Linked DNA regions of Homo sapiens: region 2 is linked to region 1. A link is an interaction called in ENCODE POLR2A ChIA-PET data of the cell type or tissue named here. Cell type or tissue: OCI-LY7. All regions are shown on one strand. Each heading gives the region's core, and the rest is flanking DNA. Links, peaks and the distances in the headings are about the cores only. Region 1 overlaps MEGF11 (multiple EGF like domains 11). Region 2 overlaps RAB11A (RAB11A, member RAS oncogene family).

Region 1 (4,000 bases), core at 1-4,000:
TTTGCAAAGACCCCTCCTGAAACAGGCTTCATGTTGGGCTAGCGGAATATCCTGTGGGCATGCTTAGGGCCTGGTGGCCAGGAATCTCTGAGGAGGGGCCTGGAGGGCCAGAGTTCCTAGCAGCTCCTCTCTCCAGTTCCACACAATGGCCTGGGTCTTTGGGGAGGTGCATGGTGTGAATAAGCAATCTCTATATCTCTGAGTTGGAAAATGTGTGGTTGAAGTCACATAGGGCCATTGGGAAGTCAGGCAACAGAAGATGCTAAAGTGGGAAGCCTTCTCCCCAGTATCCATTCCTTGGTCCCAGCTCTCCCTGGGAGGAGCCTCAGGCATGAATGCAACTTCATTATACAGTGACTCTGCATGCACAAGGGGTATTAATGATTCATACAAATCTGCAAGTTAAATGCTATGTCAAAAATAGAAATTCAATTGTCTACAATAAAATTAAAAACATAAAGTCCTCAAATCCAAAGGCTTCTATCGACAGTTTCCTGTCATCTGGAAAAACAAACCTCTTGCTGTGCTGGGGAGAAATACAATCCCTCCATGTGTTTGCTTCTCACCTTCCCCCTGTTCAACCACCCGAGCCTCAGCAGTGTCTCCAGAGAGGCCTTTACAGGCAAAGGGATGCTGTGTGCTTGTTCTCCCCACCACATCCTGATCCAACCTTTCTGCTGCAGCTGGGCCTCTGAGGACCCAGCCTGCTGGGTGGATTTCTGAAAGCTGGTTGGAGATGAGAGGGTCTTTCCAGAGACTGGTTCAGGGTGGAAGAAAAGGTGGTGGCGGTCCCTTTTTCTTCCTCAGAGGAGACAGACAGATGGACAGACAGACACCAAGGGCTGGGAGTCAGAAGACTTGGATTCTAGCTCCACCTCACTCCTAACCACCAGTGTGGACTTGAACAGGTCCCTTACCCTCTCTGAGCCTCAGCTTCTTCATCTGAGAAAGGAAGGTATTGACAGACCAGTGGGATTCAAATCTCTTAAAGCTGGGAAACCCTGTTTTTATGTGAAATCTTACCTAGAGCACCTCAATATAGAAACTAGATTAAAATGGAGAGGTGGGGGTGGGGTGGGCACCAGAGTCCTAACGATTAGGCTCCTGCCCCCACTCTCCGTCAAGAAACCCTAGGGTTCTGTGAAACACAGAAGGAAGTCCTATGGTCTGGATCAGTTCTTTCCAAATGAAGACCTGCAGACAGGACTGGCTGCCTCAGAACCATCTGGGGAGCTTATTAAAAATAGAGATCCCCCAGTCCCAGGAGGTCACAGATGCAGCCTGGGAATCTGTATTTTAACCCCCCACCACCCCCTTGTCAGCTCTGGGGTGCAGTCAGGTTTGGATACTGTGGGACCAAGTGGTCCCCAAGGTCCTTTCCTGCCCTAAAAAAATTCTGTCAAGACTGTGCCTGCATCGATGGGCCCTGCAGGTGTCCTCCCATCTGTCCCTGTGACCTCTGCATTCGCAGCCTCCTAAAATATCCTGCTTCTGCTCAGCAGCCCTTTCCTCTCTGGCTTTGCAAAGCCTCAGGCCCCAGGGGAGGTGGTGGACTGTGTCGCTGAGCTTCCCCTGAAACGGAGCGTGTTACTGGAGAGTCAGAGGCAGGGACGCAGCCCAGGAAGGTCAGCTTCAGCTGACTCACTGCCTGTAAGGGCTTGGTCTGCGAGGCAGGCACTGACAGGCAGGGTATGTTGGCTAAAAGGAGGCTTGTGGAGGGTCTGTGGCACCCAGGGATAGAAATCAAGCTATCATAGAGGGCTTCAGAGTTTGCAAAAGACTTTGGACATGCACAGCCTCACATGAGCCAGCCTCCAACCATGGCAGCTGGGCAGGGCAGGGCTCACTGTTGTTATATCAGTTTTGTACTTGGGGGAAGGGGAGTAATTGAGGCTTTTTTCAGGGTCAACATTGGCTTTGAGACCTGAATTTAGGCCCATGAGGTTACAAATCTTACCCTCCTTTCCCACAGTGGTTTTTCCCAGACATGAGACCTGGGCTGCTTCAGGCTACATCAGAATCACCTATAGTACCTGTTAAAATACAGATTCTGGGGCCCACAGAATCAGAATGTGTGTGTGTGTGCAAGTGCAGGGGGCGAAGTTAGATAAATTCAGGTCATCCATACCTGCTGTTTCTCCTCCTTTCCCAGCCTTTTCTGCCACCTCTGGCCCAGGGCCTGTGGCAGCTCATGTGGGTGCTCACACCCAAAGACAAAGCTAATCTTACAAGAAGAATTCAATTTCTTTGCACACGAGAGACCACAGGCTCAGAGAGGTGAGTAACTTGCTTCAGACCACACAGCACTTAGAGATGGCAGACCTGGGATTCAAAGCTGTGTCCATGGCACCACTGGCAGCGTTTAGTGATGCCCTATGGCGATAAATAGGAGGGAGGGTATTCAGAGTGGGAGAAGAATTCAGCTTTTTTTTTTTTTTTTTTTTTTTTGTGAGACAGAGTCTCACTCTGTTGCCCAGGCTGGAGTGCAGCAAATTGATCTTGGCTGTGACCTCTGCCCCCTGGTTCAAGTTATTCTTGTGCCTCAGCCTCCCGAGTAGCTGAGATTACAGACGTATGACACAACGCCTGGCTAATTTTTGTATTTTTAGTAGAGATGGGGTTTCGCCATGTTGGCCAGGCTGGTCTCAAACTCCTGACCTCAAGTGATCTGCGGGCCTCGGCCTCCCAAAGTGCTGGGATTACAGTCACGAGTACCATGCCCGGCTAGTTTAGCCTTTTAAGGTATGTGTGAGTGATGAAGGCTCAGCCCTCCAGTGCCCCACCCAGATCCTTTGGGCCCACTTACCGTCCAGCCTGGGGGGCAGGCACACTCGCCAGTGATGTGGTGGCAGGTGCCCCCATTCTGACAGGGGCAGCGCAGCTCACAGTGAGCTCCATGGCTCCCAGGAGGGCACAGCTCCTCGCAGCTGCATGGAGAAGCAGAGGTGTTAGACACAGCAGCATTCAGATCAGGTGGCAGGGCCCCAGTGCTCCAGGGTTCCCTAGGAATTCCTCCGCAGTTAATGGATCTGTATTAGGCACAGCATCCGCTGAACTGCAGTCCTGCTCCCTGCCAGGAGGGGGAAGCAAGGCTCAGACTGAATACATTGGAATGTAGGGTGCTTGGGCCAATACTTGTGGGATGACTTAAGTGTTCTTAGTGTACAGAAGAGTATTCTGGGGAGGAGGCTGAGGAAGGCTTCCCAAGGAGGAAGGCATTTTACTTGGGCCTTAAAGGTGAAGTTAATTTAACCAGGAGAATGGAAGGAAGGGCATGCCAGGCCAAAGTCATTGCATTAATGAAGGCACTGAGAAGTGCTCATGGATCCCATCTTTAAGAATCCACCTAGATTCAGAGAGGGGAAGAATCTGGAGCACGTTCCTTCCAGGCTCAGGAAGGCTCCCAGCTCCCATGACAGGCTCATTTGCAGGGACTGGGTGCTGTTGAAGGGTGGGGCAGGATTTGCATGGGGTCTTGGTCTTGGGCCTTCATCCAATGGCCCTGGCCTCTAGCTCACTAGGACTTGGGAGCTGGCCAGACATCGGGGTAGGGAACACCCTCAATCAACAACGTCTCTGTGGTCAGAGTCCTTGGCCACCCCTCAGGATCTAGGCTGTTGGAGAGGCCACAGAGTCTGCTACAGGGTTGGGAGGAGAACTTCAATCTTGCCTCTGAGGGGGTCTCAGCTAAGCAGTCTTGTAGGTCTCCTGTCAATACTACTCTCTGGGGAACTGGAATGAGGGGCTGTTTGGTGTCTGGGGAGAGAAAGTAGGGGAGAGGAACAGGCAGAGTAATCCTCCCAAATCTGTACATGGTATCTGCCTAGGACCCTCACCTCTCTCTGTCCCAAATGCCCTAGAAGGGAAGGCCCCAGGTGAGCAGCATCATTTGGGTAAGGTCAGAAGAGACTTTCAAGATAAGGGCTGTCTCTGCCAGGAAGGGCCTCCTGGGAGGGTTTTAGGGAGTGCCCACTCGGGCAGTCTCAGGAAGGACCAGTCA
Region 2 (6,587 bases), core at 2,588-6,587, 100 kb before region 1:
GAGATGAGGTTTCTCCATGTTGGTCAGGCTGGTCTCAAACTCCCGACCTCAGGTGATCCACCCTCCTTGGCCTTCCAAAGTGCTGGGATTACAGGTGTGAGCCACCACGCCCGGCCTAGTTGAGATAACTTTTTAAAACATTCATGAATTTTGAGTTATTTTCAGATTAGAGTGCTTTTTTTTTGTAGTGTTAACATTAATTGGTTACATTAAGAGAAAAGTTCCCTTGCTATCTTTATGATGGTATAAGGAGTTGAGATTGGTGAGATAATGAACATAATCATTAGTTAAAAGTGGAGGTCAAAAGGGAGGAAACCAAAACTTGAAAGTGCTGGAGTTGGCCGGGCATGGTGGCTCATACCTGTAATCCCAGTACTTTGGGAGGCCAAAGCGAGTGGATCTTTTGAGCCCTGGAGTTTGAGACCCAGCCTGGGCAACATGGCAAAACCCCATCTCTACAGAAAATACAAAAAATTAGCTGAGCGTGTTGGCATGTGCCTGTAGTTCCAGCTACTAGGGAGGCTGAGGTGGGAGGATCCTCTGAGCCTGGGAGGTCTAGGCTGCAGTGGGCTCTGCTTGTGCCGTGGCACTCCAGCCTGGGCGACAGTGAGACCCTGTCTCAAAAAAAGAAAGAAAGAAAGAAAGTGCTGGAAGTTTTTTTTTTGAGACAAGTTCTGGCTCTACTCCCCCGGCTAGAGTACAGTGGTGCACAGTCCAGGCTCACCACAACCTCTGCCTCCCAGGCTCAAGCCATTTGCCCACCTCAGCCTCCTGAGTAGTTGGGACTACAGGCATGCACCACCGTGCCTGTCTAATTTTTTTGTTTGTATTTATTCATGTATTTTTTGTGTATTTTTTTGTATTTAAATTTTTTTTTTTGTATAAGTGATTCAAAGGCCATTTCCTTAGCAAACATCCAGCCTTTTGTACTAAGAGGCAACAGTGAATGTATCCTATTAATAATAGACTATTAACTGAAACTGAGATTTGACTTCATATCCAGAATGGTGGACCTTGGAAACTAGTATATCAACTAACCATCCTATAAAATTGAAAGTGCATTGCTTTTGTACATCACTTTAATAACTTTGACATTTTCTTCTGATATCAAATAAAAGCATGTATGTGTTTGCCACAGCATCTTTGACACCCTCTAGTTGACTCTCTAGTTAGAAATAACCATTCTTTGTGCTGCATTGGATTCACTGCCTCCTGAATGATTTCTTGCTGAATCAGCTGACTGAGAAAGCCAGAAAGATATGCATTTGATAATGTACTCTGTCCAAGACTGTCCAGAGGCTAGCTTATATCCACTCCTGTGGCAAGGAGGGAATGTATAATGGACTCTCTTTGCCCTCTGACCAGAATGCAGTGAGCTCTCAGTTTTTACCATTCTTTCCACTCGTACCACCATCCCAGTCTCTTTAGTAAGGAATGGTCTTACTCCTTGGCCTTATTTTTGTATGTTTGATTTTCTAGTCCTGATGTCTAAATCAATTAGCTAGTTTAGATAAGAAGAAGTCTTAGTAGTCAAAAGTAGGAACGAATGTAATGTTTCCTGAAATGCTGATACCAATTTTTACAAAGGAAAAAATATCTAGCTCAGATTCTATAAACGTGTGAACTCATTTTGAACTTTAAATTCAGATAGAAAATGTTTTAAAACAACTTAACTGCCTGTTTCTCCATTGTTTTTGAAATTCTTAAGCGTAATACCACTTTGAGTGAAAAAGAATCTCCATGTATCTAGTTAGTAAATAAACTGCTGCCTATAGAAATCACAGGAAGCAAATTCATCTAATCAAGACCTATTTTCAAAAAAATCATGGAGTCATAAGTGAAAGTATATGCCCTCCTTGCTTTGTTGTATTTTATTTTATTTATTTTTTTAAGACAGAGTCTCAGTGTGTCGCCCAGGCTGGAGTGCAGTGACACAATCTCGGCCCACTGCAACCTCTGCTTCCCGGGTTCAAGCTATTCTCATGCCTCAGGCCCACAAGTAGTTGGGATTACATGCGCCCACCACCACACCTGGCTAATTTTTGTATTTTTATAGAGATGGGGTTTTCACCATGTTGGCCAGGCTAGTCTCGAACTCTTGGCGTCAAGCAATCCGCCCACCTTGGCCTTCCAAAATGCTGGGATTACAGGTGTGAGCCACCACACCCGGCACTTGCTTTGGTTTTGACTCACAGTATGTCAGAATTATTAGTTTCCTAATACCCCCTGTTTATCTGTAGTGGCTTGGGTTTTTTTGGCAGAGGGGTCTCTAACTTTGAACCAATCTGATAAATGCAACTATTAAAGGTCATTTTAGTTTCTGTGATCTGTATGGTGATGTTTATAAACCCTATGCCTCATATGTTAAATGTTTTTCATTTTGCCTAGGTCTCAGTCCTGAGGTCACACCCAGTCTTTGATGAAACGAAGTATATTCATTTTGTCCTTCCCTACCCACTAACAGCCTTTGTTGTTTTCATTTCTGATACATTACATTTTAATATCATAAATTATTCATTTAGTTTAGGATTTATCTTTGAAGTTGTTATCTTCTAAAGTAGTAAGATTGGCATAGCATTGACGGTAATTAATGCCTGTCATCAATGCCAAGGGCATCTGTGATTAAAACTGCATGTTTAAGACAGGGTACCGTATCTGTGCTAAGCAGATGATATGTGGAAGTCATGCAGGTAGAAACAGGTTGAAAAGAATAAATCGGTTTTATTGATTGGTAACTGGTCAAGAACATGCTGTTCAACCCCCTACCCCCATTCCTTTTTAAAAGTCATATACCTTATTTTTCTTGCTTTATTTACTCTGAAGCCAAACTTCATTCTGTTGAAAGCATAGTGGTGTTCTGAATATGTTTGCCTCATTCATCTGACATTGAATTCTTTGTCTTTCCAGTTGTCCTTATTGGAGATTCTGGTGTTGGAAAGAGTAATCTCCTGTCTCGATTTACTCGAAATGAGTTTAATCTGGAAAGCAAGAGCACCATTGGAGTAGAGTTTGCAACAAGAAGCATCCAGGTTGATGGAAAAACAATAAAGGCACAGATATGGGACACAGCAGGGCAAGAGCGATATCGAGCTATAACATCAGCGTAAGTCTCATGGTTTTTAAGTTCTGTGAAATGGGTTGCCATCGAGTGAATTAGCTGACTTTTGGTATTGGAAAAAGAACTGTTGTTTTTTTCTTTTAAGAATTCTAGTATTAGGAATCCTTAGAAATTTATTTATAAGTATGTTTTTAAAACTCATGATCCATATTTTGAGTTCTTCCTGGTGTTTGCTTCCATCTTGTGGTTTTCTGATACTAAATATGTTTCTGTTTTCAGATATTATCGTGGAGCTGTAGGTGCCTTATTGGTTTATGACATTGCTAAACATCTCACATATGAAAATGTAGAGCGATGGCTGAAAGAACTGAGAGATCATGCTGATAGTAACATTGTTATCATGCTTGTGGGCAATAAGAGTGATCTACGTCATCTCAGGGCAGTTCCTACAGATGAAGCAAGAGCTTTTGCAGGTTAGTGATAGGAATTCCATGATATTTCTTACCATTGTGTCTTGTGGTTTTGATACCTTCCAATGAGAGTAATAGGTTATAATAGTTTCAGAGAGGTAAACATGAATGCTTAGCAAGAATTGTTTTGAAAGTTTGTGATGACTGTATAGCTTTTTTGCTTTGAGTCATTAAAACACTAATATTTTGCTGCCAAAAAATGAATATAAACATTGTATATTCTGTCTCTTTTTCTGTTATGTTTCTGTGTTTACAAAGGCTGCTGTACGTGAGCTCTATGTGAGTGAAAGGCAGAGGCTCAGGGAGTGTCAGGGACCAACAGGGATGCAGCTGCTTAGGAGCTGTAACTTTTTGGCTTCATAAAGAATTCACGTGTCTCTTGCCCCTGTTCTGGTAGGGACAGCATGCCAGAAGACAACATTGTGCATTGTGGCTAGTGAAAGTCTTGCGGCCGGGCGTGGTGGCTCATGCCTGTAATCCCAGCACTTTGGGAGGCTGAGGTGAGTGGATCATGAGGTCAGGAGATTGAGACCATCTTGGCTAACATGGTGAAACCCCGTCTCTACTAAAAATACAAAAAACCGGGCGCGGTGGCGGGCGCCTGTAGTCCCAGCTACTCGGGAGGCTGAGGCAGGAGAATGGCGTGAACCCGGGAGCAGAGCTTGCAGTGAGCCGAGATAGCGCCACTGCAGTCCGGCCTGGGCGAAAGAGCGAGACTCCGTCCCAAAAAAACAAAACAAAACAAACAAAAAAAGAGAGAAAGTCTTGCCTTTGCACTAATGCTTATGCTATGAATAACTTTCTGTAACAGTTTTTTAAATTTCCCATGCAAGAATAGCTTTATTGTAAATAATATGGCTACAACATACGGAATACTATAGCCAATGTAGTTGATGGAGAGGATAGCAAGAGATGGAAATAACTGGGCACTTGATACATTTTTACCACATTTTAAGTGGTGTCATTCGTCACTAGTGAGTAGTACTTAGATATAACAAGTATTTATTTTAATTAAGGAGCCAATTGACAATTTCTCACTTTTTTTTTTTTTTTTTTTGGGAGCCAGGATCTCACTCTGTGACCCATTCTGGAGTGGAGTGGCACAGTCAAGGCTCACTGCAGCCTCGACCTCCTGGGCTCTAGTGATCTTCCACCTCAGCCTCCTAAGTAGCTGAGACTGCTGGTGTGTGTCACCACGCTCAGCTAATTTTTAGTATTCTTTATATAGAGAGAGCAAAACCTCTCTCCAGTGTTTTGCCATGTTGCCCAGGCTGGTCTTGAACTCCTGGGCTCAAGCAATCCGCCTGCCTTGGCCTGCCAAAGTCCTGGGATTACAGGAGTGAGCCACCATGCCCAGCTCTCTTGCTATTATTTTTAATCTATTAAAGTGTAAATATTAAAGTGTAAGTAGGGTCGGGCATGGTGGCTCATGCCTGTAATCTCAGCATTTTGGGAGATGGAGGCAGGAGAAACTCTTGAGGCCAGGAGTTCAAGACCAGGCTGGGCAACCTAGTGAGACCTGCATCTCTACTTATATAAAGAAGTAAATAAAGTAAGTAAATAAATAAAGTGTAAACAGAATGGTGCCCTTACTGTCCCAGAAGTTGAGGAGGTCTTAAGTTTTAAAAAGTTCTGTTATTTTTCCTTTTGAGGGCTTGAGTATATCCTATTCCTTGTTTTAAAACTTAACAAGACTGAACTTTTGTGTCTCCCCTCAGAAAAGAATGGTTTGTCATTCATTGAAACTTCGGCCCTAGACTCTACAAATGTAGAAGCTGCTTTTCAGACAATTTTAACAGGTAAGACTTGTATTTTCAGATTACACCAGTAGGACTAGAAGTTTTAGGAAGGTAATTTAAACAAACTAATCAGTAACTAAACTATATATCAGCCGAGAGTGACTATCATTTGAGAGCTACTCTAGCAAAAGCTGTTTAGAGTGCAAAATTAACTACAACCCTTGCTCACTGAGCTTCAGTTGTCCTAATTCATCTGATTTATAGTGGGAAAAATACTTTGAAAATAATTCATTCACTTCCATTATTACTTCAGTCCAGGTATTCCATTCTTCATGGTCACAAAGTAATGTTTAAATGTACTTTTATGAGGTAAATATTGAGATCCCAGCTATAGAAAGATATAAATGCCCTTTTTTAAATTTAGTAAAGGCAAAGCTAGGGAAAAAACATTTTTAAAAATTATAGCGACAAAATAAAATTCTCCCATGATACAGAAGAAGGGTATCCCTTGCGTATTCTATATTGTATCATGGGAGATAATTGGTAGATAAAATCAGCCAATGATTGCATATAGAAAAGTTTTAAAAAGTAGTTGGAAAGAGATGGAGTTCATGCTGTTTTGGAATGTGAATGACCAGGTCAGCCTCTGAGATAAGAAGTGTTCACTCATATTTATCCTGAAACTATTAGAATAACCAGATTTATTAGTAAGATTAGTCTTAATCTTCTAATTAGTACTTTGATGGGTTGTTTTTAAATACTTTTAAATTGTATGTTACTTTTAAGAACTCATGATTTAAAATGTGGTCTTAATATATAGTATAGTTTTACGTGGCATTGTTCTAAAAAGTCTATACAGAGATATGATTGAGTTTCCAATTATAATGTAACAAGTTTTGATTTATTGTTTGTATGCAGCCCCTGTATTAGAGATTAACAGATTTTAACTTTAACATGTTATCTTCTTTTACTGTAAAAATGTAAGCGTAAAGTCAAGGAGTTAAGATTTGGAAGCCTGACTTGGGTTCTAGTCCTGGCTCCTCCACTTACTGTTAGTTGTACAATCTTAGGCAAGTTACCTAACCCTTTTAGGCCTTAATTTCTCCATCTATAAAATTCATATATATTTTGAGGAGTTTTGTTATTTCTTTTTTGAGAGAAGGCTTATATTTATAAAATCTTGTGATAGGATTTGACTTGACTTTTGTGACCTAAAGGTTTTTTGTCTCAGTAACCCTTAGCAAAGAATGGTCTGTCACTGCCCTAGACTTCAAAAATGAGTACCTGTAAAGTACCCATTTTGAATACTGTAAATTACTT

What was found. Peaks named below come from ENCODE experiments on the same cell type or tissue, not always from the same donor. Only the 100,000 strongest peaks of a DNase experiment are listed, where the experiment ranks them.
Region 2: POLR2A ChIA-PET joins it to region 1 with 6 read pairs; 2 of 35 experiments call an interaction of 5 or more read pairs at or near these places.

Annotation. Positions count from the first base shown.
Region 1 is chr15:65,977,972-65,981,971 of GRCh38, forward strand. MEGF11 (multiple EGF like domains 11) reads right to left here. Exons shown (of 26, transcript NM_001385028.1): 7 at 2,807-2,927. Among named protein-coding and RNA genes, the nearest start is that of MIR4311, 60 kb to the right of the region's middle. RefSeq lists enhancers at 2,339-2,839, 2,840-3,340. In OCI-LY7, for the core only: CTCF peaks have their summits at 3,056 (motif pointing right) and 3,257; DNase peaks (open chromatin) are centred at 1,540 and 3,090; H3K4me3 peaks cover 167 bases.
Region 2 is chr15:65,874,425-65,881,011 of GRCh38, forward strand. RAB11A (RAB11A, member RAS oncogene family) reads left to right here. Exons shown (of 5, transcript NM_004663.5): 2 at 2,908-3,103; 3 at 3,338-3,531; 4 at 5,247-5,327. Among named protein-coding and RNA genes, the nearest start is that of RAB11A, 8.2 kb to the left of the region's middle. In OCI-LY7, for the core only: no CTCF peak of the experiment used is centred there; no DNase peak of the experiment used is centred there.